6 separate regions of the Mus musculus genome follow, and all the other regions are linked to region 2. A link is a loop called in an ENCODE intact Hi-C map of the cell type or tissue named here. Cell type or tissue: left cerebral cortex. All regions are shown on one strand. Region 1 holds the start of Gm46949 (a long non-coding RNA gene). Region 2 has its middle 7.3 kb from the start of Asb4. Region 3 overlaps Ppp1r9a (protein phosphatase 1, regulatory subunit 9A). Region 4 overlaps Ppp1r9a (protein phosphatase 1, regulatory subunit 9A). Region 5 holds the start of Bet1 (Bet1 golgi vesicular membrane trafficking protein). Region 6 holds the start of Pon3 (paraoxonase 3).

Region 1 (5,000 bases), 230 kb before region 2:
TGGTATCTCTCAGCTGCTTTTGAATCTTTAAATATTTCTATACTTCAATAGCTTTTGTGGCTCTCTAAGAAATGTTAACCTATTCAATTCATTACAGTCATATATAGGAGATACATCAACACATTTATTTGTACAGATTAAGACAAAGGGGCAGAGAAGGCTTGAGACCCTTAGGAGGTGATCGGACCTCAGCTTCCCATGATGATTTCAGCCCCTGACCCTCCTGTGACTAGACACTAAGACTACGATGAGAAACAAGCAAGCTGCATCTTCTGCTTAACATTACACATGCTCTGCAATTTCCAAATCAGTGGAATCTTTCTGCTCTAGATTCTGGGAGCATAAATGCAGGGATCGGTGTAAAGAGTGCTGGCTGTGAGCTACTGTGGTGGCTTTCCTAGGAGGCATCTCCAAAAGGGTGTGCTACCCCTATTTTAATTCATGCATGTATGCTTATAAAGACATATTTAATAAAGTTTTGCAATTGAAATATAAGTTCAAATCCATGTATTATCATAGATTCCATTTAAATGCAGAAAGATGATAAATATTAAGGTTAACACTGTTGCCCAAAGCAATACCTTTTTACCACTGTGGTAGAACAGTTTCTCAGAGAGTTGTCCCTATCTCGAGGGTCTTGCTAGAGCTGGGTTCAGTGTCTTTTGCCATTTATTTGTCTAACATGTTCATTCCTTTCACACCACAGAATCTTCAGAAGCAAGTTGGAGAACTGGAAAAGCAAACCAAGCTCTGCAGCTCAGGCCTCCACCCGCTCTCCTTGCATGCCTTTCTCATGGTTTAATGAAAGCCGGAAAGGATCCTATTCCTTCAGGAACCTGCCTTCAGCTCCAAGCCCCCTTCAGCCTTCTCCTGAGACTCAAGTCTCAGATAAAACAGGGTCCAAGGTAGACAACAGCGGACTATAAAAGCCGACAAGAAAGTCCCCCAATCCTGTCTCTTCAGTTTTTGGAAAGCCTTCTCAACTTGCGCGTGCACCCTGGATCTGATGAACCAATGTGCTAACATTGTCCTAGGCATGCATGATGTTTCCTTTACGGGGGAAAAAGCCCCACCTAACCAGCACCCTCTTTAATACTGTTCTATTCTAGTGTGTGCTTTTCTCTTCGATTTGCCTGTCATTTCATTTACTGCTATTTAATCTGTTTGACAGTTAAGCCATGCTGGGAAAGAGGCATTTGGATAGTGAAACAGGGTTGGAAGATATTTACTAAGTATTCTCCTTTAAATTGCATTATGAAACAGTTTCACTGTGCTTTTCAAGATTTACTGGAAAACAGATAAATTTGCCACTGACATATATTCAAGTGAAGCAAACAGAAAAACAAAGGCCACTGACATATGGCACCTTACTTACGTGTATCAAATGTCCGTGCAGATCACCTCTTCTAATTCTTTTTACCATTAGCAGAATTACATTAGATGTATATGCGTGGATGTGATGCTTTTCAAAGTGTGCAATGGTTATTTCCAGCATGACAACGCAAGCCTGGTTTAACCCTGTACTGACACACATGGTGACTAACCTTTGCAGAATTTGGTCTCCTCTTTTCCTGTGTTCACTCTTTTCCCCCCAAACAGAACCGTGAGGTTAATCTTACTTAAACTGAATTCTTCCCTGAGGTCAGCAGCTCGAAGAGTTTTGACCTGGAGTCTGGAGGATTGCATCTCCAGTGATAACACCAAAGGGTGAAGTGCTGTGCGCGTGACTTGCTGCTGAATGTTTACCAGCTTTGCTCCTTTTTGGAAGATTTATCAAATCTTGAAGTTGGTTTGGTACTAAATTCCCCAGTCTCTGGGATGGTGTTTATTCTCATCAACAATCAACTAAGCCCAACACAATATAACCTAATGGAACTAACGGTCTGGTTCCTGGAGAAGTGCAGTATGAAACAAGGTGGTGTTGGGCAGTGGCTTAGTTTCTGGGAATCCAACCACTCTACAAGTAGCAAAAGAAATTTTGGTCACAAGTGACTCTTTGGACCCTTTAGTGCTATTCTGAGACTTATGGTTTGCTTGAGTGATCCTAACATTATCTCACATTAAAGAGAGGTTCATTATAAAACATTTTCACAAGTAAAGCTCTGTGGCCATTGTCAAGTTGTTTTAACATCTGCTGAGCATGTTAAAGTAATTCCAGGAAAATTCATTTTTTCCCACATCCCATCTGACTCACCCCAAGAAGCTGTGCAGCCTTGTGGTTCTGTTTCATACTGTAGTCTCTTTGGCTGTGGGCTGGTGCCATGAGAGAGTTTTATACACCAACATCTAACTAGTGCTGTGTTGTCAGTCCATGCCCTCCTCCAGAATCATCATTTTTAAAGCTACATCCAGGGGGGGACCTGTCACTTCTCACAGTATTTATCACAGCCAGCCACACGCCATCTTTCCCAGGGGCACTCCAGCTACCTTCTTGATATGAATTACCATCTGTTCCTGATAACTCAGCCTCTCCACACCATCTTGTATTCCTACTTACACTGTTTCTTGTCACAGTTAGGGTCAAAGCAGATGGGCTTATTAATATCACTACTCTGAGCACTGGCAGAGGGTAATGAATTCTGTACCCTTGGAGAGAAACTCAAGAATCATTTCTGGATCCCACATATCCTTGTATCAGATTGAGAAGGTGCTCAGAATTTTCACGCAGGCTTCTGCCCCACTGCCCAACTGAAGGTTGTCCCCAAGCACACTCGAGCTTCTAAAGACAGTTGATTAGCATGAAGCATTTGAGGACTTGGGAGCACCTGCTTCTAGTTCACTCTGTGTTCATTTAACACGGTTGTATTCATTTTGACAGAATTTCACCTTCAATGATGACTTCAGTCCAAGCAGTACCAGCTCAGCAGACCTGAGTGGCTTAGGAGCAGAACCCAAAACGCCAGGGCTCTCCCAGTCCTTGGCACTGTCCTCGGATGAGGTACTGTAGTGGCACCGTAACAGAACTTCGTTTTTATGTGGCTCATTTCCTCCATATCCCACTGTGGGAAGATGTTTGAGGGTAGATTTAACAAAGAAGGCATCAACAGTGAAGTTTTGTGTTTAACACAAAATCCCCATGATTCCATTCCCTTTGCCCTCCACATTAAAGAAAAGTATAGTTTCTGAGCCCATTGAAGCTTCTTGGGAATCCCATTCTACATGTAAACATAAATGTTAGAGTCTGGGCACTGGAGAGCAAGCCTGGGCTGTGACTGATCTGTTCATTCTGTCCTTTCCCAGAGTAACCCCTACCCCCCCACCCCGACTCTGAGGGTCTTTTGACTACCATATGCCCCCTGTTGGATCATTACTATCAATAGGAATGGTTCCGGAAAGGAAATAGAGTAAGAACCATTTATTCAGATGCTAGAGTGAAGATTAGCATTGCTAAGAATTGCCAGGAAGTATGTATGCAGGAGATAAGCAGAAAACTGTGTTGGGATTGGCTTAGTTCTATAAATAGGTGGGAGTCAGGGGCAGGAAATAATGTAATTAGAATTTGTTCTTACAAATGAAATAATTGTTCTTACTTCTTTTTAGCATGAGTTATATGCAATAAGCCTTTTTTTTCCTTTAAATGTTTCTGGTCATGTTTTCCTAGCTGGGCTTGATTTTGATGTTATAAAGCGTGTAATGTTGGTACTGTGTGTCCCATTTCTGTAACATTCTTCTTCTCGGTTCTTTTGTTGCTACTCACCCAGAGCCTGGATATGATAGATGACGAGGTGAGCTATCTGTGGGTTGTGTGTGGTGCCTTGTCTCTTCAAAACTGCTTTTCTCTCCTTACAAAATGACTATGAATCCAATACTAAAGAACCCCTTCCTCTGGAGTGGAGGGGAAATACCCTGCAATTGTTTACATTTGAATTAAAAGATATTCCTGGATCTAGAGTCCCTAAGCCCCACCTCCAGAGTCCCTAAGCCCCACCTCCAGAGTCCCTTACTTACCTCCTATAGCCATTACCAGACATGGTCTATTCTTTTTCAGTATCTGCTGCCTTTCCTCTGCTCACACTCTGCTTGTTCTTCATGTGACTCACCAAATAAACTGTCTTTCCTCTGAGATCTGCCACTGCTTCATCTTCTCTCAGCTCGGTGGCTCTGAGGGCTGTCATGCCCCTTTATGCCAATAAAGAGAATGGTCTACAGTGGGCAGAGTCTGGAATTTGCAATGAGCATCTTGTTAAGCTCTTATTGCTTATATTGTGTTGTCTAAGAGAGATTGTGTGAGCTTTTCAATCCTCAGTTCCCTCATGTCTTAAAGAAACTGTAGGTGTTGGCGCCCTACCTTCCACAGAGGTGTGCTTTCTGCTCCGATAAAACAATAGCTGTGAAGTTTCCCTGTGAAGGCTTGGGGGCTTTGAGACTTTTCCTGTAGAATAAAGGAGACCTTGATATTTTTAAAGTGTTTTAAATATAACTTTACTGTCTTCTAACAGAATAAATTTAAATGATGTATCACATGTACAGAACTATGAAATAATTATTTTCCACATGTAACTATATCTTCAGGCTTACTTATTATAAAATCATCCATGTCAGTGTGTACTTTTTTGATTTTTTAACTTCCTACACCTTTAATGGTACTTTTTTAATGGGATATCTTTAGATTTCCATCTACCAGAATCAGATAGGTAATAGACATGTTTCTTCTAACATAAGTAGAACTCTTATGTATGATTTACAAGTAAATGCAGCTCTTGTAACTTGAGAAATTACTTTACTAGCATAATATGAGCCATACTTTTTAAGTCATTTACCAATGCTGCATACATTTCTGTCTCAGATCCTTGACGATGGACAGTCTCCCAAACACACTCAGAGTCAGAATCGGGCCGTTCATGAATGGAGTGTGCAGCAGGTGTCCCACTGGTTAATGAGCCTCAGTCTGGACCAGTACGTGCCTGAATTCAGTGCCCAGAGCATCAGTGGGGAGCAGCTCCTGCAGCTGGATGGAAATAAACTGAAGGTAAAGAATGCTTCGTCTGTGCTAGTTACTA
Region 2 (5,000 bases):
CTCAATGAGGTACATATTATTATGATCTCCGTTTTAAAGGTGAAGGGTGGGAGGCACGGAGAGAGGGCAAGCGGTTAAGTCAGGAGAGCAGCTGCCTGGCTGCGGGAGCTACAGGTTTATCCGGGACAATAACAGGCACTGATGAGTTCCTGGTGCGGCCTGGCTGGCTGTGCAGCTGCAGAGCTGGCTGTCCTGTTTGTGCTCACAATAAGCCCCCATTAATGAGGGAAGCACGATTGGGCTTCCTTGCTCTGGCAACCTGAAAGAGCCTATAGAATACAGATGCTATTGTGAACGCCTTTGTAATCTGGAGCTTCCCCCACCCTCTTAAAAAAAAATAAATAGAATAATCAACTTCTTAATGTATCCATAGGGAATTCAGGAAAGGGGTGAAGAAGCCGCTTCTGTTTTTGAGGCTTTTGCAATCATTGTTGGCGAGACAGAGCCAACAGATGGGGAACAATGGGGAGAGACTTGAGGCCTGGTGTAAGCAAACAGCCCTGTAGTCTGCCTGTGAATGGTGTGGGAAACAGAGGGAGGCAGACACTTGATGCCTGGGAGGGGGATGCAAAGGAGAAAGTGAATGGTGCTGAATGCAGTTCCTAATCTTCATTCAGCTTTTCCTGAGCTGAAAATGAAGCCATAAATTACCTTCAAGACCTTTTCCAGCTCTAGTGTACCCTTTTATGCAAGGGAGATTTTTATGGGTGATATGTATTAAAAGTCAGACACACCCAAAACTGATATGCCCAGACTACAGCTCACATGTTCAAAGTGATACAGTTTCTTGACCCCTGTGAGCTCCCAAGTGCATACACATGCCAGCTTTCATCTCACCCTTCCCTTGGCAATTAATCTAATAATGATGTTTCCCCCTTAGTGTTCTCTCCTTGTCTTGAACTATCATGGCATCCCCATGAAGGCTAGAAAGAGTCTCGAAGAGGCTGTTCGTCTCTAGAAACAAAAACATCCTTCCTCTAGTCTCTTGGCCTCTATTTATCAAATACTATTTCTTCAGTGAAGTGTTTCTCGAACCCCCAAACCAGTTGATATAATTTCTCCCTTTTATAATGCCCCATCCTTCCAACTTTTCTGGTTTTGATTCCTATAGACCAGATTTGCATTTTGTATCGTAGTGCTGTGTGGTTTCTTTCATTTACCTGAAGGAACTGAGATCTGGATTACAATTCACTGTCTCTTGGCTTCAGCCTGGTGGATCCCAGTAGCATACAGCAATAACTCAAGTCCATAGCCATTGAGTTATGGTATGTGGAGGCAGGGCTTCCAGCCAAGCCAGAAATGTATCAGATAGCTTTCAGCCAAGGCAATTTATTGTAGCATGTTGGTGTTTGTTCCTAAGTCGCCTTTGCTGGTGACTGATGTACCATCCTTCTAACACTCCTGAAAACCTCATAGTCATGCTGAAGAAAGAAATTCACCCAGGAGAAACGCCAGACGGATCAGGAGTACAAGCTCCCCGCCCTTTTATGCCCTGGAGCTATCAAAGGCCACCTAGCAACATTATCAGACAGGGAAAGGAGGGCATATCTTTGATTTCTCAGTCTTGCCTGGGGCCTTGACTGACAGTAGCTGCTGTTTTAACCTCCATCTGTGTCTTCGTGCCTTTTTAGAAGGGACTCAGGAAAGCTTGCTCTGGCATTATGGGGAATATCATCAACCTAGGAGGAGAATTCTGAACATGAGATGCAAGCTTGTCTTGCTTTCCCACAGCCCAAAACAGACGTATATGACAGTGAGTATGGGAAATAAACATATAGAAGAAAACACGTCTAGTTCGTTTACAGAACGCTTCTTAATACCAGTGACGTAGGAGCAAAGGATCGTGGGTGGGCGGCTACTCCTCCCTGACAAGCCTTAATTACTTTTATATTTATTAGACATACATCTTGAAATGATTCTATAGAATCATAGGCAAACCTATGGTAAAATTTCAGCAGAGAAATTCATCCTCGAAGCAAAATTTAATCAGCAAGGATAATGGTTTATATGGATTAAAACACATTTTTAAAATCTGCGTTTGATTTCATCTAGACCTCGTTTTTATCTGCATTGGCTCATTTCTCCCATTTTTGAGAGATTTTGCAGCTGGTCTTTCAGGTTCATTTTTCAAGGAATACTGCCCTCATGCGGCCGGGTGTGCCAAGACCGCTCACTCTCTGATTCCCTCCAGAGGACGGTCTGTGTGGCTCTGTGAGAGAGAGCTTTTGCTGCTTGAGGCTGTGTCTGTGGGTTCCTTTCGAAAACATGAATCCTTAAAATGCTTGCCAGGGGATGCACTCTGGTGCAGCTTTTGACTCAATTATCTGCTTACTGCATCAATAACCAACACATGCAAAAATAATCAGTCGCTGATCATTTTACACACTCGGAAAGTCCTCACAAACCCGACTCCTTTAAAGTCAGTAGAACGCGTTAGCCTTGCTTATTCCTGTTAGCTGCCTCCTTGTTACGATCCATGTAAATCAGCCAAGGCAGAGAGAACAAAACAAGAATCCTAAAACGTGGTGCGGGGAAACTTGTAAAGGACTGAAATTTGACTCTCCTCAGTAATTAACATAGTGGAACAAACAACGGAGGTGGGCTCTGTACTTTCTTAAAAAGACAAGGTTTGACAAGATACTGTTTCTCAGCTCCAATTCAGCCGTTCTATAGCAAGAATATCTGTAAGCAGACAGAAAATATGCAACCCTTCTCTCCACTCTTCCCGGGTCCTGCAGCTTCATTTGCATGATACACTCCAAACAAATTCTCTGCAAGAATGTCGATTTTACATTATATCCAGGGAAATGCGCAAAGTGCTACCCCAAAAGGTAAAATCAAATCGATGAATCTTTGCAACTGGTAAACTGCTTCTTGGTTTCTGTGAACTCTGAGGGCTAAAGGGCATCCTGGGATCTTAGGAAAGAAGGCTTAGAAGCCTGCCATATTTCTTTCCCACATGAAGGGCAATTTTCTTCCCTAGCTATACTTTGCCTTCAAAAATTTGTCAGAGGTAAAGAAAGAATGCAAACGCTGCCTGGAGTACAATTGCGGGGTCAGTGTTCTGATTGAGACAGAATTATGGCGAATTATTCCCATGAGTTGATTTTGTGAAGTGTGTGCTGGTGTGAGGGTGGAAATACAAGCCGGCGCTAGTGTTTAAACAAGGCTGCAAGGGCAGTTGCTAGGAGACCCTGCACACAGCTGATGCCCCCACTGCGGGCTCAGACGTGCTTTGTCTGAAGAACCCGGCCTTTCGCAGTCAAAGATGACATTAAATGTATAGTCTGTCAAAATTTAGGTGGAGGAAAAATTCAGGTGGACCAGGGCTCGGTTATTGCTTGTGTCAATCTAGCTATTCTGACGTCCATCACCCATTAAGGATGGGTTTTGAAAGGGAAAATATAGCATTGTGCCAGGAACCAAGAGCCTCCGGAAACGCTCAAGGGAATTTAGTTACAAATGCAGTTTGAATACCCCGATATGAAAGGCAGATGGTCTGGGTACCAGTTCCGGGAAGCAGGCGGCCCCAGCTAAGTAATCACTTCAATGTTCCAAATAGAGGACCTTGAGTCCACAAACAGAGACTTCTAAGAGGAAAGGCGCGCGAGTGTGATTTTAGATCCCGCCGTTTACAAACAACCATTTCAGTCATTTGTGGGAACCGTTTAATAGACTTTTATGAGAAACACATAGGCTTCCAGTTTGTAATTTAGACCTTAGAGATGCATCGAACTCGAGAGCTGAAAGTGGCTTAGAAGTTCCTCAAGCGCCCCCAACTGGTGGAAGGAGAAAACTGACCCGCTTTGTGGATAAGTGCAGTCTAAAAAAAACGTTGCTTTCTTGGTTTTCAGAAACTCAGGCAAGACTACTTGCCTTTGTAAAATAGTATCACCCACCCTCTGCCAATGCTCAAGATATGATACCCGGTGAGGAGTAAAGTAGAGGAAAGAGGAACATTTTGAATTTTGTGTTTTGAATATCAGTAGCACGGGAGCCAGAGACACAGTCAGTTAAGATTGCCTGTCTTCTCCAGGAGAGTCATGTTGTTCTGTGAGCATCGAGACCAGAATCATCCACAACTCTTTGTAGTGCTTTTCCGTGTACAAGCACATTCTGTGTATTAATTTTTTTCATTTGTTTCATAAAGTCTGACAATTGCTCTTACACGCTGGTGGTGAAACTAATAAGGATTTGATACAAGGTTTAGTTGTAACTCCACTACCCTACCTCCAAATAAGGAATAACTTCCTTGGCCAGTGATCTCACAGAATAGCTAATTGAAATCTCAAAGTGGTTTGAATTTTTAATTTTGTTTGTTTTGTATTTATACTTCATAGCCAGGAAAAACAAAAACAAAACAAAAAAACCTCTGTACTTTTTTTGCTTTTTTATGAAAAAAAAAAAAAAAGAAACCCCATCAGCACTTCCCATGTTGGAGAAATTAGTATTACTAACCCTGGTACATAGTAACTTTCGGAATGTTGTTCCAGGCAGCCTTGAGAGAACTGAGCTGGTTGGGTTCAAGAAACAGAAGGAAATAAAAATTACCCATCAGTCCCACTCTTAAACTTTACTGCAAAGAGATGTCTTTAGAGAGATGGAACCCAGGGGCTGATATGGCTTCTTTGCATCCTCTTGGCAGAGCTTAGGGGCCCAGGACTTGTTGCTTTAGCCCACAAAGCTCTGTCCTTACAGAGAAAACCAGTCTCGATGTTCCCTCCCCTCCCCTTTTCCTTCGTTCTAGGAGATGCCAACCACCATGCGGGGAGGGTATTCAGACAGGCTCCTGGAGAGACTGTGGACAGAAACCAAGGCATCAGGATCAACTTGTTAGTTAACTAATCAAGTCAGTTCAAAGCGGCATCAGCTCGCCCCTGGCCTTCCGGTCTTTCATCTGAGGTCCCAAGCATCAAAGCGCCAAGATAAGCCTTTCCATTGTGCTCTGACCTAGGGGAAATTACCTGAGAAAAGATTACAAGGTTACATGGTTGCTTCAA
Region 3 (5,000 bases), 270 kb before region 2:
AAGCAGATGCTTATTTTTAAAGGAGCTGTAATCACAGTCTGAGAGATGTAACCAACACGTTGCTCATTAATAACCACATTCTGAGAATCCAAGCAGCCTTGTTAGAGGTTTGCCCTGCGCTCAGTTCACCACCCTGGTGGGGACCTTCTGACCAGGTTGAGTTACGACTCCACCAGCTAATTGCAGCTTGTTTTGCATATGTAGTTCCCTGAAATAAAACCCACTTTTGTTGGAAAAAAAAAAAAAAACAACCAAAACCAAAGCACCATCTATTAAGCTTAGAAAAAGATGGCAAAGATTTGCCACTGCTACATTTTAATAACATCATATATCTTCAAAAACACCTCCAGCTCCATTAGCTCCCTGCAGACAAAACAGGCCTCAGTCCAGTGCATAAACGATAGAAAAAAGTCTACACAGTGCAGAAACCGTTTCTCAGAGTTGTGTGTGAATTCCAGGCAGGCTGCCCTGGTGCCACGAGAGCCGATAATGTTGCTCTTATCTGATAGAAAATGTCTGGTTCTAGAGCACTCTTAAAACTCCCCTGCAAAGATAATATTTTTCACTTCCAAAATATTTTCCACGCCTGCACAGGCTAAGTGGAGTGCTGCAGGTGATGCTGACGAGGCTTCTGCCTGCCCCTTTCTGGTAGTCACACGTAGACATTTTGATTCAGTTACAGTTAGTCGTGTGCGTGTGCGTGTGCGTGTGTGTGTGTGTGTGTGTGTGTGTGTGTGTGTGCGCGCGCGCGTTCTTACTGAAAGCTATAAACAGAGCCCACACTCAGATTAGTTTAAACAACAGAGTAGATATTTTTGTTAGTAATGGATGGGAAAAAAATCATCCAGGCATATGAATTTGCTTTATTCTCTAAGAATATAATACCTCTGGAAAATAATTCCTTGTGGTTGTATATACATTTCCATGTTGTATATTAAAGAATATTCTTTTGTGGCTTTATTCTTGAGTGGCAGGTTATCATGGCTGTTTATTTGAGAGAGGTGTGTGGGGGGGTGTTATCTTTACAGCATCTTGCCTAGAGCCCCTCAGTAGATGCTTATAAAGTTCATCTTTAATTTTTTAGAGAAATGGCACAAGATCAGAACCTAGATATCCAAGATCTAATCCAGTTCTAGTGTTGGTTTTTTTTGTACAGTTAGGTTGATCATTTGCTCTGAGCCTCAGTTTCCCCACATCGCTGTACTCACTAAGGGATCAGGATTTCTGGTGAGCACAAAAGACCTCTGCCAGTATTTTTCACTGAGAAAGCTTGGTGTAGTTTCCTTGCCTGGCACACTCACACTTTGGGTATCTGCTAATGGCATCTGAGTGAGACGGACCACTAAGATTGTGGCATAAAACCAAGAAACCCAGATTCGGTACAGTCCTAACTCCGAAGTACTTTGGACAAAAAAAAAAGGGGGGGGGGTGAGATGGTGGGATGTGGTCTTCAGTAACTTTGTGGCAAACCAATTTAGGATTCAGCATAACCAAAAGAAACAGTGCCACCTGCATCACTTAGTGGCTGTGCTCAGCTGCAGAGCAGAAAATGTTCATGGGCTTGGCTGCAAAGTGTCTCCCTCCCCAGACCCTCCACTGGGCTGTTTGGACCTATAAAACCGGGAGAATTGGGAATTTCAAAAACATCCTTCCCATCAAAAACATCCAGAGAACAAATTGTGAACCTGTAAACTGTTTTCCCTAAATTCAAGGGTGTTTAGCCCTTAAAGAAATGAATGACCCCTAGAAGGAAAACAGTCGTGGTCGGGGAGGGAGTGGGGGCGGGGGAGTAAAGCAAACAAATGGCAAAGACCACTATTGTGTTGTAAAGAAAATGCTTTGGGGCTTGGAGTCTTTATACAGGTAGATCTTTTGGAAGGCAGAATTTTGAATCTGTACCTTTCCTGCGGTTAAAAAGGAACACAAACGGAAAACAAACCGGAGATTTCTGTGCCACTGCGTCCCACTCCTTCCTCTGCTGCAGAGCTGCTCTGCGGAATGTGAGAGCGACTCACAGAGCCACAGCGCCACCTTTCTGCACGATGTGGGAATGACTCTTCACACTGTGCGAGGCCTGTTGACTGGCTGGCTCAAGCCATTCTGTGGGCGAGCCTCAGGAAGGAAACAGCTCCTGGACGCTCAGATCGTAAAGGCAGAGCAGCAGAGGCCAAGAAATGAGTTTTCTTTTCTTTGGCCCCTTAGCAATTAAACTGGTAACTTAATCGGATATTAGGGACCGTGAGTCATAAACCCTATGTTTAATTAGTTTGCACCCACTGAGTCATTTTACATGCTAGACATTTGTAATTACAACCTGCTGCAATGCAGCAGGGTCCTGAGCATTTTTTTAATTGTGTCATAAGATATTCTTCTCGCTGCTGAGTCTTTAAAAATATAGAAACACTCTTAGTTGAGATGTTTTTCTTTTCAATTTTCAGTTGCAAATCAAACATGCAGTTACAGAAGCAGAGATTCAAAAATTGAAGACCAAGGTAAGCACCGCTCCGTGGTGTTTGAATTGTACTCTTTAAACTTCAGATACTCTGGGAGTAATGGATTTGCTCCCGTGCACTTGAGAGCATATTTCCATGAGATGGTCATTTCCAACATTAAGTACATCGATGGACCTGTCTTGAGACTGAGCATAACCGCACATAACCAGAGAAGGCCACAGGGCACTTGGTGTTTTAAGTAGATTTAAACTGTTTAGTCTCTCTGAAATTTCATTAAAAATAATATTTTTAATGGCTCAAGCATCTGTGTATTAATTTCTAAAATATAAGCTGGTATAGCAAATCTCCTTTCTGTCATTTACCTTATAATAATTTCAGCTAATTTACTGGAAGCAATGTATTGTTTTAATGTGGAACATTAATTTCTTTTTAGGAAAAACTTCCCATGTCTAAGAAGTAAAGTTATAAGCTCATTCTATGCATTGTGTAATTAATTTAGATTCAGCTGCTACTGGAAATCTTGAGATATACTCACTTCACATTATTTAAATTTGTTGAAGAGAAAAATATTAATAAAAGAAAATATTTTTAATCTCTATGAAATAGTGAGACATCAAAGGAAACTGTAAAATTCTTGTACAAGATACAGTTCTAGCTATTGTTGTTCATTTCTATCAAATGTATGTTTTCAGAGACTTAAAAATATCTTCAGTTGCTTTCAAACGATGCTGTATTGTTTCCATAGTCTTTTTAAAATTACAAAATAATTATTGCCTACGTCGAGTGATCTGTTTTCTGATTCACAGTGAATACATGCTTTGGGTTTTCCATGTGTTTTAAATGGAGATGAGTTAGCTGGTTAAATGGAGATGAGTTAGCTGGTTAAATGGAGATGAGTTAGCTGGTTAAGTGGAGATGAGTTAGCTGGCTACTTTGGTTAAGTGGCATTCCTGACTAATACGCTCTGGAGCTCTCTAGTCAAAGCTTATTTCAGCATCATTCATGGTGTCCGCGGCGCACCGTGAATTTTAAGTTTAAAGCTAGCAGGGCTGGTACCTAAACAACTGCTATAAAGCATTCATTAAAGATGCTGTAAAAAACCAAGCCCTTTTTATCTGAAAACTGTTTTTTGACTTTAAAAAGCAGATCTTATAAACTGTTGGTTACAAATAGGGAAAAGAGCCCCTGTGTTTATAAATGCTCCCATAGACAGGCTTAGGCATTTATTTATGAAGAATTAATTTAGAAAAGTCTACAAATTACTATTTTATATTTTCCTTTTAGGTTGGTATATGATAACACTTGAAAACATGTGATTATTATCAATGTTATATAGATTTCTTCACTTCAGTGTTTGGGACTAATCTTTACTTTGTAACCTCTTGTCCACATGTATTTAGTAAAATACTTTTCACAAAACTATTCTTGTGACATAGAAATGTGTACATTTGTGTGAATGTGTATCTCCATTTGTTCAATGCTCTATAGAATGGGGATGTCATTTGAACCTTGATAGCTTTGTACGTAGAAAGGGTAGACAGAGTAGCAAGGTGAAGAGAACGTGGTTGTCAGGGCAATTTAAACCCTCATCTGAAACTCAGTGTCATGAGTTCTGTATTAAGAGCAGCGCTGGACCGGCTTCCTCTTTCCTGGACTCTATAACCAAGAGGCCCAGAAAAAAAAACTGCACTCTGTGTTTCTAAGAACTTCCAGAGACAGAAACTACACAGAGCTGTCTTTTTGATCCGTTGGAGGGATTTAAATTAACAGGACAACTATTAATGCCTTTATTTTTTCCCTGTCTTTTATACATAGTATAAAGTAAGGTTTGAAAAGCTGTAGATGTATTTAACACTCCCTGTGATATACTGAGTGACAGAATGTGTTCATGTCAGTTGAAATCAACAACCTAGAAACATCCCCCAAAGGGTTAAAAGCACAGTAACAGGAGCTGACTCTCTCAAATGGTTAGGGTGCCCACGAGGTGTTGCAAGGATGCAGAGTGGTGAGAGCACAGGTGCCCTCTGACTCTAAGGGCACCTGAGTCACCACCCGAGACACAGGTGGTAACTCTTAGAAGCCTGAACCTCGTGCCCACGTGTTGAGGAGAACAACCCATAAGCTAAGTCCCTTCCTCACCATTAGTGCCTTTGCTTCTGCTCCTTTCCCACCCCCGCTCCCTTCTTAATTAATCATCAACTTCCTGTCCTACTCTTTATTTAACGTGCTTTCAAACAACGTGTGTCAACATTTAGTGGACCTAATCAGTGATGCGCTAGACACCATTTCCTGCTTGCAGTATTTCAAACGGCATGCTAGCAAAGAGAGTTCATGGGAGTTCATGTCAGATTTGTGTTTGGTCTTTTATCAGATGGGTAACCTTGAGCAAATCATTTCTCTTTTCAAGCCTTCCGTTTTATCCTCTATGGATATGGAAAGAACAGTTGCTCTTCTCATCTTGAGCTGTTTTGATGACTGACTGATTGTATATAACAATAGGGTTTTATCTTAAAAAGCTAATAGTGTGGAGAGATGGTGCTACAGACA
Region 4 (5,000 bases), 220 kb before region 2:
GACCATTGTTTTCCGACCATCTAAAAAATACCTGTGATTAAACTTAACTTGTTAGTGTAAATAAATCTCTTGCCAATGAGTATTATTGTTGTTAGATAATGAATGCAATAAAGGAAATACAGAGGTCTCTCGGAGTCCATGTTTCTTTTCTCTCTCTTTCTTTTTTTTTCTCTTCCATTTCTACCTTCAACTAAAACAAGCCCTGACTGGGTAAACCTGCACTGACTGTCAAAACATCTCTCTCCATCAAGAGCAAAGTGCACATTTTTCATGGAAATGAAACTAAAAATAAGTTCTAACTCTGGCAAAGTGTAAATTGGCAGCTAGAATTACACTTGAAAGCACAATTATGGAACTGGGCATGAAGCTAAAGAGCTGAGCCCCCAGGTCCCCACTTCCCCTGTCCCTCTGACACAGCCTCACCGTCAAGTTCCCAATACCAATCAGCCAGAGGAAGATGGATGACAAATCCATTAAGCCCTTAGTCTCACACAACAAGAAGCAAGCCAAGAAGGAATCAGGTCCAGCCTAGAGCACTGGGTTATTTTAAACCATTTTCATTCTCAGATCTCCAAGACTGAGAAGGCAAGACTAAAACAGATGAAGACAGACACTCAACTGTCTCAGCCTCATGAAGTAAGGAATGTGAGCTTGTTTCCCTCCATTTTGGAAACTGTTAAAAATTCTCTTACCAAATTTTGCTCTTCTTTGGACAATCTTAAATGCATGCCATGGATTCATTTATATATTTAATTTTGAAAGAATTAGCTTAGCTTGATTTGTCAGTAGAAAGGAAGAGGATATGGTCATTTTACTGAAGGTGTAATGAAGGCTAGGTAGACAAGAGATTTTTTTTTCTTATTAAAGAAATATGTGGAGTTTGCTTTCCTATGTGCCACGCTCACAGATAGTCATAACCAGTGATTCCGAGAGTCCAGCCTCCAGGATGTGAGGAACAAGGGTCACTGAGGAAATGAACACTCACAGCTACCTGGTGTCATGTGCTAAGCAGACTAAAATCACTTAAATTGCATTGTGAGGAAAGGAGTTCTTTTATGCAAATAGTTTTTACTTATTATCATTTTGGTTTTCTTGAGCTCTGACTATGAAGTCATAGATTAACATGACTTGCGATTCCTGGTCCCACTGCCTCAGCCTTCTAAGTCTAGAATTATAGGCATGCGTTATGATTCATGGCTAAAAAACTGGTTTGTTTTATGTTTTCCCTCTATGGTCCTAAATGATCGACAAGTTTCAGTTTCTCATCAAAACATTCCCCATGCCTTCCACCCTCCCCTCCCCCCCCCAAAAAAAAACCCCACCACCACCAGATAAATGCCATGGAAAGGGTCTTAAATACTTCATCCCTAAACTGGCTGCCTTAATGACCCAGGAAATAATCTAGCACTGGATTTCTGTCTTCACAACAGACAAATAATGGTACTTAAAATTTTCTCATTTCATAACCAGTATAAGAAGAGATTTTCTTTTTAGTCATGAGGGCTGTTGATCTTTCTGGGTTTTTTTTTTTTGTTTGTTTGTTTTGTTTTGTTTTGTTTTGTTTTGTTTTGTTTTGTTTTGTTTTAAAAACTCAGTTTATCTTCCTCTCCCCTCTTTCTTGGTCTTCACGGAAAGCCAGAGTAGTGTAAATAAACCCAAACAAGACAAAACCCATCTCTGGCATCAGCTGAGCAATGCGGGCTGGGGGCTGGGGCACTCAGCACTTTGACAGTTATAGAATATTCATGAACTTAGCTGTTACAAAAGAAGCAAGTTCCTTCTTTCTTTGGACCAATATAAACAGGCCATGTAATGTGTGAAGATAACAGAAATCAGGTTCGGGCGTGATAACCTTCCCAAAGATCGAAAGAGTCTCCCACACCCTGTAACTACGGGAAAATTGAAAAGACCCAGTGGCGAAACAATGCACAAAAGCTCCGTGCCTCCAGGAGCGAGCGGAAGCTCTGTCTGTTTCAGAGGAAGTCGCAGGGAGAAAGGGGAAACCAGAGTCTGGCCGCACTGGTCCATCCACTGACTTTATGAGGTATTGAGAGTGGTCTTCATGATAATACTTTTTCAACACCAGAAGTACCTCTGTGACCTAATGGTCCCCAAAGCTGACCGCACACACTCTCTCTCGAGACTCAAATGGTTTCAGAGATTGCATGTGTTATGGGAAAGTGTATTTGGAGTTACATAGAAGGAATTTCCCCAATGCTGTCACAGATTTCCTGGGAAAACTAAAAGGAGAAAAACTCCTTTGGCTCTTTTTGGAGGTCCGAGTCTACTTTCTGGCTCCACTGTTTCTGGGCTTTCAGTAAGACAGTAACTCAGCCCTGGTGTTTGGTGGAAGCTCAGAGCAGAGAACTAAGGACCAGATGCAACCTGTGAATGCATTTCTCCCAGGGGCAAACTTCTGTCAGTGAGGTCCTACCTCCTAGAATCCCCAGTACTGTCCCCAGCTGAGGACCAAACATTCAGCATATAAGCCTGTAGGAACATTTCATCACAGATCTTCATATTCAGATCAGAACACAAGTTATGTGGGACTTGAGAAATTTAGCCATTTTGGTGAAAAAAATTTTTTTAATTGATAAGTGGTGTCTTTAAGTAGTCTAAGAGTAATACTCAAGAAACCCTTGCTAGTTAGGATCTATTGCCAGGAAACTCTCATACCTTCTTATGTCTGAGACTAAGGTCAGCATTCATTAGTTAGCAGAGATCACTGTGGTAGGCACCTTACAGTATGGCAAAGGATTGAAATAATGGCCTCACTTTCGATGACGTGCGTGCAGCTGGCTTGTCACAGATCACAGTAAAGAGCTTTGTGGAACACAGTGCCAATCAGCAGTTTCCCTTTGTACACAGAGGCGACCGTGGTGCCTTGCAGGACGGTACCATTCTCTGCATAAACTACAGTTATTTTGGGGTCTTCGGATAAAATGTTCTGGATTCGAAGCACCTGTCAAAGAAATTGCATGAGGTGAATATTTTTGTTAAGTTACTTACGTCAACTTTGAACTTGGAGTTATTTCTCCCTTAGACACATTATCTCATATAATTTCCTCAATTGCGTTCTGTTCTAAAATTATTTTAAGGTCACTGTTTTCCTCATTTGTGATTGGTCGAGTTTTGATCCTTAACACTAGCAGTGCACATATGAGCACACAGTGCATGAGGCAGGGCATATAAACAAGCGCTGCAGCCTGGATGTGAGACCTTAGAGCACACTAAGGAACACAATAAATGGAATTCATACACTGAGTTTCTATTCGAGGAGTCATGATTTGATTGTTCAGTTGGTTGATTAGCACCAAGGAAAAAAAGTTCTGTGACTTGGAAAAGAAAGCCATCAAGGCAGAGCACCCAGTATGGCAGTGTGGGGGAGCCAGGGCCCGGGCATCAAAGGGTCAATGGCAGGATTCAAGTGACTTCCAACACAGCTAGCTCCAGGAAATTGCTGCAATGTTAACTTGTTACTTACAAAGAAGTCGGTATGGATGTACCTCAGTTTAATAAGCCTCTTGTTCATAAGAACTAAATCTTCTATGGGCACTGTATTAAAAGTATTATATTCTATTTCCCTTACCAAACTCATCATCAGAAAGGGAGCAATTCTTTTTTTTCCAAGAACAATAAAGCAAAGCCTTGCTAGAGCAAAGGACCCAAGTTTACCAGATGAGCTAACAAGCAAGAACAATTGGAATTGAACATTCTGCCCAGCTTTTTATATGCTGAGCACTCCACAGCATACATTTCTCCAATTCTATTAAATATACAGTTGAGCAAGCCTAATAGCAAAAACCTAGCAAAAGACACAAAAGATTGGCATTAAACACAATCATAATCTCCTGTAAATTTGGAGATAACCGGGTCGGAAGCCATTCATATTAGTTTTTTTTTTTTTTCAATAGAAAGATACAGGAAGAAGGTGTGTGTGTGTGTGTGTGTGTGTGTGTGTGTGTGTGTGTGTGTGTGTGTCTATCTGTCTGTCTGTCTGTCTTAGGTGAGTTAGACTGATTCAAAGCAAGGTTTACAAATACATATTGTCTCAATAAAGTAATAAAGTAACAGCGTGTGGTTTGATGGAGTTACAGGTACAGCTACTCCACACTGAAGACTCAGGATAGGTGCTGTGAGGTCCAGTGTGCAAAGCCTGACAACCTGTGTCTGCCCCCCAGAAGCCACGCAGTGGGAGAAACCCAGTCCTCCCATCCCCCAAGTTGTCTTGTGAGCTCCATGCGTGTGTCACTTGCATGTGCACATACACGCAGAGAGACACACAAACACACAAACAAATGCAATAAAACGTCAAAAGAGGAATCATTCGATAAGTCAGGTAATGTGCAGGCGCTGGTGGCAAATGGGTTCCAATTTTATTATTTGCACTGTAAATAAATTCAAAATAACCTGCCAAATAAAGACAAGGGACAAAACAGGATCTTTGAGTACTATAATGAGGGTAGGAGAAGTCTTGCTGGAGATGTACAGATAAGATGGCCATACACTGGTCCTCTGCACGGCCTTGTTCAGTCAGCCTTCTCCATAGGTTCCACATCTGCAGATCTAGGAGACCTCAGAAGGAAATAGGTGTGTGTGTGTGTGTGTGTGTGTGTGTGTGTGTTATACATAGTATAGCAAGAATATTCTTTCATTTTCTATCACTACCCTTTAAATAAGACCGGATAGCTATTTGTATAGCATTTACAGTGTGGGTATTATAAGTAATGTGAAGGGGTTTAAACGCACAGGAATGTCTGAGAAGATCTTTCTGTGGGTAAGACCATTTGCTCTGTGAGTGAGACTCCTTGATTGGAGTTCAGATCCCTAACACCACAAAGGAGCTGGTCGTGGAGACGTGAGCTTATGATCGCAGCACTGGGGAAGTGGAGGCAGGCAGATCCTCAGCTTCTTTGTAACCCATTGGCAAGCTCTAGGTTCAGCAAGAAGCCCCGTGTCAGAAAATGAGGTGAAGAAGCAGCTGGGAAGATCAGCACCGT
Region 5 (5,000 bases), 1.3 Mb before region 2:
ACTTAAACAAATAATTACCCCTCTTCTTCACTGCACTTCAAAAAGACTTAGGAGGGGACTCTTGCCTGCTGATTCTAATTTAATTGAAAATCTAATTTAACATCTTTCTGAGTAATTGTAACATACAATACAAGTCAGAGATAGAAACCTACTGTCAAATCCCTGACCTGCACGTATTAAAAACAGTACAGCACAAACAAAATTCCAATAGGCCAGTGGCCTACTGATGAATGTAAAGTCCTTGAATAGTCAGATCGTTCGGGTGCCTCAGGGTCCTAGCTTCACTCAGAGTGACTTCATCACCACAACCTCTTGTATACATCATTCATAACTACCCTGAATCTTGTTTGGCCATCTTCTCATCTGGGACTTACTTCTCCCAACCCTCACAGTCACCAGCATCCTTCAGGTTCTCCGGCTCCAGGAAGCCCACCGTGAGCCATGGATTATTAAGCCCCCACTGCATTTACTATCCGATGAACTTAACCTGTACTGGGATGAAGTTACCACCTTGGATCGTACTTTGTCATCTGCTTCCGCAGCAATTTATCTTCTGCTCCACAGTAACCCTGAAAGCTTTGGGAAGCACATGGTGCGTCACAATAAATGTCTGCTGTTATTAGTGTTGGAAAAATGTAGGCATATATGACTAATCATGTTTGAAAATAGTTCTTTAGGTTATTTGAGATGAACTAATTTCTTTCAATGACTGAAAGGATTCATAAAACTAAATTTACAACTTCTTCACATGCAACTACTTATTGACAACCCTGTCAATCTATATTACTGACACCATTCAAGGCCCTTATTTTTCAGTGGTTTTAAAGTCCACACATTCTATTCCTATAACCAACCTTATTGAAACTACTACCATGTCTCTGCACTGTCATGAATATTGTGTTCCTTCTTACATAATCAAAACCCATAACAAGCCGTGAATTATGAGTTGCAAAAGAGGCTTTAGTTTTCATACCTAACTTTAAGTGTTTGTCCATTCACTGGCTTTAACACCTCAAATTTTTAAAAACTATTTTTTTTTTTACTATTCCAATGTCTGCCAGAACAGCAACATCCTTTTTAATATTTCACACATTTTTTTCAAGCATTCTGCCCTTCCTTCTTTAAGACATGGCTAATAGAGAAAGAACTTCAGTTATTACTAAGCTATTCCTTCCCCTGACCCATTTAAGTCATCAAAACCAACATCTACTGCCTTAGCAGTGGGACAAGGTCTAGGTCAGAAGTGTTCCAAGTAACTCGCCTTTGACCCAGACCTTTCATAACAGGCACTTTAACAATAAGGACACGTAAATTCACCTTTGTAACTCACGGTTATCAAACTAACGCATCATTATTAGTGGGCTTAAAGCTTACTACTCCCCAAATGTCATTTCTTAAAAAAAAAAAAAAAAAGTTAAGATCCAGAATGAGTAAAGCAAAGGAAACAGCAAGGCTTGGGAAATTGGGTTACTCCCCAAACTAGCACATAGAAAAAGAAAAACTTATGCTAACCAATTCACCGCTCTGTGCAACCTAGCATATAGGTTTAAACTTTTGTCTAAATACAACTTCAGGAAACCGTTCGGAACTAGGACACAGGAAGAGAACCTTCTCCAAAGAACCCAAATAACTCGCTTTTGAACACCAAAGTCATTGACAGAGGGCCGGTAGTCTCCTCCCACAACCCTGCTCCCGACTCAGCAGGTCCTAGGGTCCCCAAACTTCGAACCTCAGCACTGTTCTTACCCAGGCCTGCACGCCTCATCCTGCCAGGAGAGGGAAAGGCGGGCAAGGAGGAGTGAGTAGGAAAGGGCCAGGGTCACCCGACCTCGGCTTCAGTCCCAGGGCTCCTAAGAGCAACAACTTTTTGCCTCAGAGCGCCACGACATCAGTAAAGTCTAAACACCGCGCCGGTTTATGTCGTCACTCGGACACATATAGGCGTCCTGAAATGCGATTACTAGTTGCATTCTGGGAAATGTAGTTTTCCGTCTTCTGGGGCACTGGGTAAGAGGGGCGTGGTAGGAACAATGCCTGGAATGGGCGGGGCTTCCGGAAGGGCAGCGACAGCTGCTGGGGCTCTAGTCCTGTTATTCTGGGTCATTACTTAATCCAGAACTTTTAGTATGGCACTTTTTGATGTTAGTGCCAACTTTAACCTGGGAGAGTTACCCCTCCCTAGCCGGGATGATGGTTGACTCTTTCATGATTTTCCCTTGCACTCCCGCTCACCCAAAGTCAGAGGTGAGAAAGTCAGTGCAAACTTTGTTCAAACAGAGTCTCATCTTACTGTCTGAGCCTCTTAGCAGGAAAGGAAAATCAATCCTCTTCCTTCCTGATCCTGCCCAGTGGAATAGTTAAAAAAAAATATATATATATATACACATATATATATATATATATATATGTGTGTGTGTGTGTGTGTGTGTGTGTGTGTGTGTGTGTGTGTATGTATGTATGTATGTATGTATCCTTGCAGTAGAACTTCCGGGTAGGGAAGTGGGGAGTCTCAGCTTCCTAACGCATTTGATCTAAGTCTGGAAAGAACTGTGATATTTAGCTTTTAAACACTCCACCCTACTTAGAGCTTTTAAAACGTACACACAAATACCTCATACTTGTTTCCATGGAGCATGTAGCCATCCTCTGCTACATATGCAGCAAGTACCCTTAGCTGCTGAACCACCTCACTACACACATTATACTTCATAATAGAAACACATTGCACTAACACTCTGCCCTCAGCTTACTGTGGTTTGATGGCTGAAAGAAAGAGTCTAAGTTCCGCCTTCTTTGCTTCTATTGCTATGTGATAATTTTCAATTCAACTAATACAGAATGTGAGATGAGTATGGGGATATAACAAAGATCCTTGATGATTTTATCACAAGTTCTTATTCAAGTACAACATGTGACTATGGGAACTATAAGTGTTCATACTCGAGCATAAACATGCCATCTTCACCTTGTAGCTTTTAATATCTTGCAAAATTTGATGAGTCAGAGGGCTATCAGAATCCAGAGCATATTAATGAAGAACAATAAAAACACTTATTACAAATATATCATTTGCACATGAGCATGTTATATTATGCCATTAGACTTCATTTGCATGATACAAGATCAAAGACAAAAATTATTAAGAGTTTCAGAACAATGAGGCACACCAAACAAGTGTGGGGGTTTGAGCAAGGGCACAGGGTCACTACATTGGCTGCATAACCATAAACTTGCATTTGTCTTAGGAAACATTTTTTGATTATTCAAGGTCATAATTCATAGAAGAAGAGGAAAGAAATGGGAATATATGAATGAGATTGATGTGACAGAAAGATATAGGTAGATAGGGATAAGGAGGTTGGTATAGATTTATACACAGAGAGACAGAGATAGGTAGAGAGGGATAAAGTGGGTTGATGTACATATATATGCATCAAGGCTGAGTAAAGTGGACCATTTCAAATAACAGTGATGTTGAGAGGAGAGGAAGTTGGGTAGTTTGTAGCTATGATATCTCAAGGGAAAGGAAAGAAAGGACAGAATTTTATGAGGCACATTCCTTCCAAACTACCAACAAAGCAGGTTTGTATATAGAATAAGTGGCTTCTATAGTTAATGATACATATATGAATGAAATTCTTGTGATAAAATAAGTCCAGGTAGTAAAACATGGCCTTCAAGATATGCATGACCTTAGGAGACCCAAGGGATGTGTGGGATGTTGGAGGGTAGCACTGCTGCTGTCTACTCTGCCGACATGCTTCTCTCTTCCATTGCTTCAGGCGCATCACTAAATCCTGGTTCTTTTTAATTCCAGCAATCATTAGAGGCACATGATGAAGCTAAATTTCAAAATGGACACTCTGGCACCTTAATAATTGTATTTAATTAGTAACTTAAATTGATTTTAAATTTTAAAATTTGTTGACATTTGTAAAACACCATTTTAGATTAATAGAGTTAGATTTCATTTTCATGGTATTTGCTTTAGAAGGCCATATTTCCTACCACTCACCATCAATTTGCTCAAATTCGTAGTCATTTTAATAGTGTTTGTTATTAAATGTGTTGAGTGATCATCCTGATAGATTCAAAATGCCAAGAGAAACTTAAAGCCTACAGCTTGTTTCTTTTCCTATCCATGGATCGAACACGGTGACAGACACGTAATAAGCATCAGCATACCTTGTGGCTTTTTAAACAATGGTGGAGATTAGTTTTCTATACTTAAGAGACAAAAAATATTTTCAAGAAGGTTCTTCAGAGGTTGTTGAAATATGCCCACTAGTTTTATTTATAAAACTGATATGCAAATGTGGACTTGAGGAAATACTGACAACAAAATGCACACATGCATTTAAAATGCAATTCCCTCCCCTCCCTCTGTGCTATCTTCTACCTCCATTCTCTGCTGCTAGTTTTCTGTAGTGGATATCTATCTTTCCAGTTATACATACATGGTGATCTTTTAACTCTTGATTTCCAGAATAGAGCATGGCTGTGTCACCTGTGTACCCAAGCAATGTCATCTCAGTTTGTCTGAGTTTATGGAAGTATTCTGTAACTAGAACCCAAAAGATCCAGCTTCATTACCTTGTCAATCACACAGGCAGCTGAAAAGGTCTATTTCTTCTGTATCAATATTCACCTCAATGCATTCTTGGCTTTAGTTGCTTTGGAATCGTCAGTAATATTAAAATTATTTAATAACTCTTCCAAGAGTCATCAATAGTTGACATCTGCATTTCAAAATGATCATCTGGTATTGCTTTAAAACATTGTGATTTCAGTAATATTTTCATGAAACAGATTCCTACTGCCTTTGTTAAGTAGAAGTTTCTGATTGTGTCATGTGATGTAGACTCATGTGGTGTTTTCCAGAGGCAAGACTCACGAGAGGACATGTGATCTTCTGAGAGAGTATAAATAGGAGCCAATGGACAGTAATGATAGCCTTGCAATGATCTAGTGTCTTCACTAATCTTCACTTTGTAGAGAGA
Region 6 (5,000 bases), 130 kb before region 2:
GAGACAGGGTTTCTCTGTGTAGCTTTGGCTGTCCTGACTCTGTAGACCAGGCTGGGCTCGAACTCAGAAATCTGCCTGCCTCTGCCTCTGGGATTAAAGGTGTGCGCTACCACGCCCGACTCACAAACCATTTCTACGTTCCTGGAACAGGGCTGCGGATGTAGCTCGGTTGGTAGAACCTAAGCCAGAGGTCCTACCCACCCCCACCACTCAAGGACGCTATAGAGCACCCCTTTGTCCTCAGCACTTAGAAGAGAAGCTCAAGTTCATTTTGGGGTAGGTAATAGGTTCAAAGCCAGCCTGAGATACTTGAGAGACTGCCTCAGAAATCAAAGTATACAAACGGAAAAAAACAAACAAACAAACAAACAAACAAACATGGTAGGAGGTAAAAGAATAGAAAACCAAAATGAAGGGACTATTTTGGACACGAGAGGAATCTGAGGCTGACTGCAGTGCTCAACAGAGGGGAGAAAATGTCATAGCGAAGATGAGAAAGACGGAGAAGCGCATTCCTAGTCCTCGGATGGACAGTGTGCAGACTCTGGCTGGATTGCCATTTTATCTTCTAGTAGTAAAACTGGAGGCTTGCAACCCAAGTAAACAGGGTTGCAGGGCCGAGTAGGTGAGGTCTGTGGGCACAGAGGAGACTGCTGCCCACCAGTCTCCTGTGGGAGCAGGAGGGAGGGGCAAAGAGGGAGCTGCGCCTCCAGAGGATGGTGGGCCAAGCTGAGGGCGGAGGAACCAGAGAAGGAGTGTCAGGGGTGTGAGGTCCACTCCAGTTAAGCCTGAATCTAAATAATCAAAACTGGCCTCGTGGACCGGGAGAGGGGACCTCCAGTTGGTGAGGCTGGAGGTCTGACTGCAGAGTTGAGATTAGTAGTTTTGAGAGACAGCTAGGTAGGTTGAAAGTCTGAAGAAGTGCCTACCAGAAAATGATGGAGAGGATACTTGAATCCAACATTGCCAAGAAGAGGGGAGAGGGGAGGGTGGAGAGGAGAGAGGGGAAGAGGGGAAGAGGAGAAGAGGGGAAGAGGGGAAGAAGGGAAGAGGGGAAGATGGGGGAGAGGGGGGAAAGAGGGGAGAGATAAAGAGGGGAGAGAGAAAGAGGAGGGGGAGAGAGGAAGAGGGGAGAGATAAAGAGAGGAGGAGGGAGAGGAAGAAGGGAGGGTAGAGAGGGGTGGGTAGAGAGAGGAGAGGGGGAAAGAGGGAGGGGGAGAAGATACAGGGAGAGGGGGAGGGGGAGAGGAAACAGGGAGAGGGGAAGGGGGAGAGGAGAGTGTGGACAGGGAAGAGGGGAGAGGGGGAAAGGGGAGGGTGGGGGAGGAGAGGGGAGAGAGGGAGAGGGGAAAGAGGGAGAGGGAGTTGGCAAAGAAGAAATAGTAACTGAAATTCATCACATGATGGAGAAATGCCCTTAAGGAGACATACTGAGAAAAGCCATCTAGACGCTGGTCTGTGGATGCTCTGTTGAGACTATACATCGGGGTATTCTGAAAAAGAATCCTGTTTGTGCGGAAGCCACACCAAGAAGTAATAGAGAATAAAATAATTTAGTAGACTCAGGGAAATGATGACCAAGAAATTCTGCTCCCTCTTCTTGGTCCTGCCCTGTACTTACCGAGGCCCTCAATCAGGTGGCAGTTTTGTGGTTCTGTGGCCTTTATTTCTCGAGTTGTACTAACTCGTTCTCTGTAGAAGATAAAAATCAACAGGAAGAAAGCAACATGGAGGTCAAAGCACTCATCCCAAGTAGACACCTGGAACAGGCAGGGAGGTCTTTCAGTCACTTTCCTGATGTGACAATTATGGCACTGCCTTTCATGGAGGCCGTAACAACGCCTCTGGTTTATAGTTACATAATATGTCTCACGTAACCACTGTGCCTACAGAAGCTAACTTCACAGTTATTGCTGAAAGAATAAAGTAGAATTCTATACGAAATATAAGACCCCACTTAATGCTAGGCAGAACCGAACACTATTCTTCATTTAAAGGAACAAAACAGCATTACAAAAAACAAACAAACAGCATTACATCATATTCTTAACTATTACCTAATATGAATCTGTACTTACCCATTTCATATTTTCTTGTTTTCTTTGGACCTCCTTCCTCCAGTAGGGAGAAAAAAATTCCAAATTTCTCTGAGGTCTCCAAGGAGCTGAACTGATAACTTTAGCTCTAACTTCCTCATTTCAACTAAGCTTATGCTGACTTATCTTAGCAAAGGTACCTTATGGACCTGACACTACTAAAGGCATTAGTTAGCCAAAGTGCTTTTCAGCACAGCGCTCTTACCTTGCACTGAAATAGACTTCTAAATACTAGGTAGAAATTAAAATATTAATTGAACTGTATTCAAGAAGACTGAAGGTAGATTTATCTTTTGATCATTTATAAAAATTATCCTTTAGAGGTATGGTTTTAACACTTGGGGGTGAGGGTGGGGAGGCAAGTGTTAGTCTTCCTAGCTGTACCACTCTTAAATTTACTATTTGAAGATTCTGCCATTTGTTGTTTGGGGAGCAGGCGGGACAACGAGCCCTCTCAAGCTGGACTAGAAAGCGTTGCCAACAGACATCAGTGTCTGAACAGATTGCAGCAGCGAACCTCTGAGACTAGTCACTCCTCAGAGAAAGAATAAAAACAACTAGATGACAAGCAGAGGCCTTAGCCCCAAGTAGCAATAAGGGGAGGGAGGAGAAGAACCCACCTTTAAAAAAAAAAATCTTTCAGATCAAACTGAGTTTGCTTGAGACAGTAATTCCGGGAGGGTTTCCCTGCCGGATCTTCTACTTCAAAAAGTCAACTACCCTTCAAGTCAGTTCCTGTCCGCGGGGTTCAGCTCTCTTCCCTGTTTCCTGGCTCATCTTCCAATGTGGCATGGGTTCTGGAACGGCCCGCACTTTCAGTGTCTGAGTCAGCTATAAACACCCAGCTGCTAGTCTGATCCCCTCCCCCAAGTCCAACACTTCCAAATGACTTGGTCTTTCACAAAGGCAATGTAGCAGAAGACCTGGAAAAGGTACCCAACCTTCAGAAATCAAACGTGGGCTTTCCTACCCTGGCAGCCTAGAAAGGCACGCAGCTGTCCCCTTTGCTAGTGAACGAGTCTCAAGGAGAAGGTCACTAAGAACTGAGGTTCCAAAACTGCTCCTTTCCGGAAGGAAACGCTAGGAAGTTGGAAGCAGGAGTTCCCTGATGTGGACTAGAAAGGAAAGAGCTGAAGCCATCTCCATGGAGATGCCCACTCACCTAAAATTCAGCAGCCTTTCCCCTATTAAGGCCAGACAGGCTCCCAGCAAGGTCAGCGCCACAAGCTTCCCCATGGTGTCTGGGTGCCTTAGGCAAAAAGCAGGAAGACTGGTGCCGCTCTGGGGCGCGGACTCAGGGTCCCGCCCACTGATCAGTCCCTTGTGCCCCGCCTGCCTGCACCTCCTGGCAGTTGTGCTGATCCTTTCTAGCAGTCTTGGGAGTTTTGCTCTCTCCTGCGCCAAGGCTCAAAGCCACCTCCACATGGAGGGCTCAAAGCCACTTGTCTACTTGAGTTTCAAGGGGATTTTTGTTCTTCTGATTCAAGTCCACCTTTATTAGCGATGGTTCAAGGCCACTTTAATGTGCAGATTCTAAGGCTGGCTCTCCAGGCAAGCGGTCCAAGAACATATTTCTGCCTAGGCTAAGGTCAGCTAAACTCTGGACCATTCAGGTTTGAACTCACAAGCTGGAATCCTCACGGTGTGGAAAATTTGTTTCTTAAAGTCACAGAACTCAATTAACCTCAGCTTCTCCAGTGGAGTGATGTGAGAGAGCTGCCTGGGAAGCCAGAGTTCATAGACTAAAGCTTCAGAGTTCTGGCAGGCTGCATGTAAGAGGAGAAATTGCTCCATATACACCCTGAAGAAGAAAATCCTGAAAGACGAGCCCTTTGGCTCATCCTTCTCGAGGAACCAGAGCTCTGAACTTTGGCTCAGAACTTCCTGGTGCCTTCATGGTGGTAGACAAGTCCATCTGTCTGGCAATCTGGAAGATGAGCAGAATGTAATAATATTAATAATAATAATGATAATAACATCAACAACAATATATCGTTTTTATGGGAGAGTCTTACTCTTCTGTGAATTTCAGGTCTTTCCAATGAAGAGCAAACTTTCCTTTCAGATAAACAATACTGTTGGAGAGACTGAAGATGGCCAGACACTTGAGTTTAGGGAACATCGCACCTTCAAGGATCATCTCTTTTTAGTTACTAATAGGAGGTAGCAGCAGCAGAATTCAGTTTAAAAAGAGAGCTTTTTTTTGAAATAGGTAGATTTTATAGGACTAAGGTGTAGCGTCCGCTCTTGACCAGCAAGAACAACACGACCACCAGTCCTTCTAACAACAGTTTATTCAGCAAACTTCCGTCTTCATCTCTCTCACTTCAACTTTCTCTCTCATCTTTTTTCCTTCTCTGACCCAGGCCTCTCACTCTTATATACTCTCAGCCCTCATCCACTCACAGCAGGCCACGTCACCTCACCAGGCACGCAGCTTCAGCTAATCAGGGCAGCAGGGGCATGTCTCCACCAAAATGGATTCGCCAGTATCCTGGTGCACCTGCGCAGCTCTCATGATGGTTGTGGCTTATTTTCAGATGTATGAGGAAGTCAGGTGCAAGACATAAGACTTAGCTGCAGTCCCTGGCGCCTTCTTGGGACTGCTGCCACACCCACTCCTCACATTTCCCCCTTTTTTCTTGTTTGGCAGAGAGAATGTCTGTCTTAGATTGCCCCCTGCAGCAATGCCCCTTACCCGTCCTTGGGAGACAAACAGCATTGGTTTGATCCCTGTCTTAGGTTGGTGACATGCCCAGGGAGTCTTATCCGTCACTGACTACTTCTCTATCATGCCAAGTCACACTTGGGGAGATTGTCCTGTTTGCATGCAGCAGGTGCATCAGAAGGCCAGGATGCTGATTAATCTATGGCCCGATTTTGATTGCTGCAAGCAAGCCTCTT

The links. Hi-C counts contacts between places; a loop is a spot of excess contacts. Peaks named below come from ENCODE experiments on the same cell type or tissue, not always from the same donor. Only the 100,000 strongest peaks of a DNase experiment are listed, where the experiment ranks them.
Region 1: it touches region 2 in a loop (2.9-fold over the local background); 6 of 42 quality-filtered maps call a loop at or near these places.
Region 3: a loop joins it to region 2, with 5 times the contacts of the local background. A loop is called at or near these places in 25 of 42 quality-filtered maps.
Region 4: a loop joins it to region 2, with 2.6 times the contacts of the local background. A loop is called at or near these places in 6 of 42 quality-filtered maps.
Region 5: it touches region 2 in a loop (2.9-fold over the local background); 4 of 42 quality-filtered maps call a loop at or near these places.
Region 6: a loop joins it to region 2, with 2.5 times the contacts of the local background. A loop is called at or near these places in 9 of 42 quality-filtered maps.

The regions. Positions count from the first base shown.
Region 1 is chr6:5,153,303-5,158,302 of GRCm38, forward strand. It overlaps Ppp1r9a (protein phosphatase 1, regulatory subunit 9A), which reads left to right. Exons shown (of 16, transcript NM_001363809.1): 13 at 2,819-2,938; 14 at 3,702-3,725; 15 at 4,787-4,969. It overlaps Gm46949 (a long non-coding RNA gene), which reads right to left and starts at 710. Exons shown (of 2, transcript XR_001785191.2): 1 at 1-710. In left cerebral cortex, no CTCF peak of the experiment used is centred here; a DNase peak (open chromatin) is centred at 2,238.
Region 2 is chr6:5,380,575-5,385,574 of GRCm38, forward strand. It overlaps a transcript of Asb4 not described here. Among named protein-coding and RNA genes, the nearest start is that of Asb4, 7.3 kb to the right of the region's middle. In left cerebral cortex, CTCF peaks have their summits at 2,143 (motif pointing left) and 3,776 (motif pointing left); DNase peaks (open chromatin) are centred at 2,167, 2,679, 3,258 and 3,774; H3K4me3 peaks cover 824 bases.
Region 3 is chr6:5,108,562-5,113,561 of GRCm38, forward strand. It overlaps Ppp1r9a (protein phosphatase 1, regulatory subunit 9A), which reads left to right. Exons shown (of 16, transcript NM_001363809.1): 8 at 2,439-2,492. Among named protein-coding and RNA genes, the nearest start is that of Gm46949, 43 kb to the right of the region's middle. In left cerebral cortex, a CTCF peak has its summit at 2,044; DNase peaks (open chromatin) are centred at 1,300, 1,500 and 2,036; H3K4me3 peaks cover 580 bases; H3K27ac peaks cover 531 bases.
Region 4 is chr6:5,165,535-5,170,534 of GRCm38, forward strand. Ppp1r9a (protein phosphatase 1, regulatory subunit 9A) reads left to right here. Exons shown (of 16, transcript NM_001363809.1): 16 at 1-127. It overlaps Pon1 (paraoxonase 1), which reads right to left. Exons shown (of 9, transcript NM_011134.3): 9 at 2,556-2,962. The coding sequence ends at 2,804. Among named protein-coding and RNA genes, the nearest start is that of Gm46949, 14 kb to the left of the region's middle. In left cerebral cortex, no CTCF peak of the experiment used is centred here; a DNase peak (open chromatin) is centred at 1,896.
Region 5 is chr6:4,085,031-4,090,030 of GRCm38, forward strand. Bet1 (Bet1 golgi vesicular membrane trafficking protein) reads right to left here and starts at 1,900. Exons shown (of 4, transcript NM_009748.3): 1 at 1,747-1,900. The coding sequence starts at 1,765. In left cerebral cortex, no CTCF peak of the experiment used is centred here; a DNase peak (open chromatin) is centred at 1,945; H3K4me3 peaks cover 1,274 bases; H3K27ac peaks cover 459 bases.
Region 6 is chr6:5,252,895-5,257,894 of GRCm38, forward strand. It overlaps Pon3 (paraoxonase 3), which reads right to left and starts at 3,339. Exons shown (of 9, transcript NM_173006.2): 1 at 3,259-3,339; 2 at 1,622-1,692. The coding sequence starts at 3,332. In left cerebral cortex, no CTCF peak of the experiment used is centred here; DNase peaks (open chromatin) are centred at 2,904 and 3,378; H3K4me3 peaks cover 650 bases.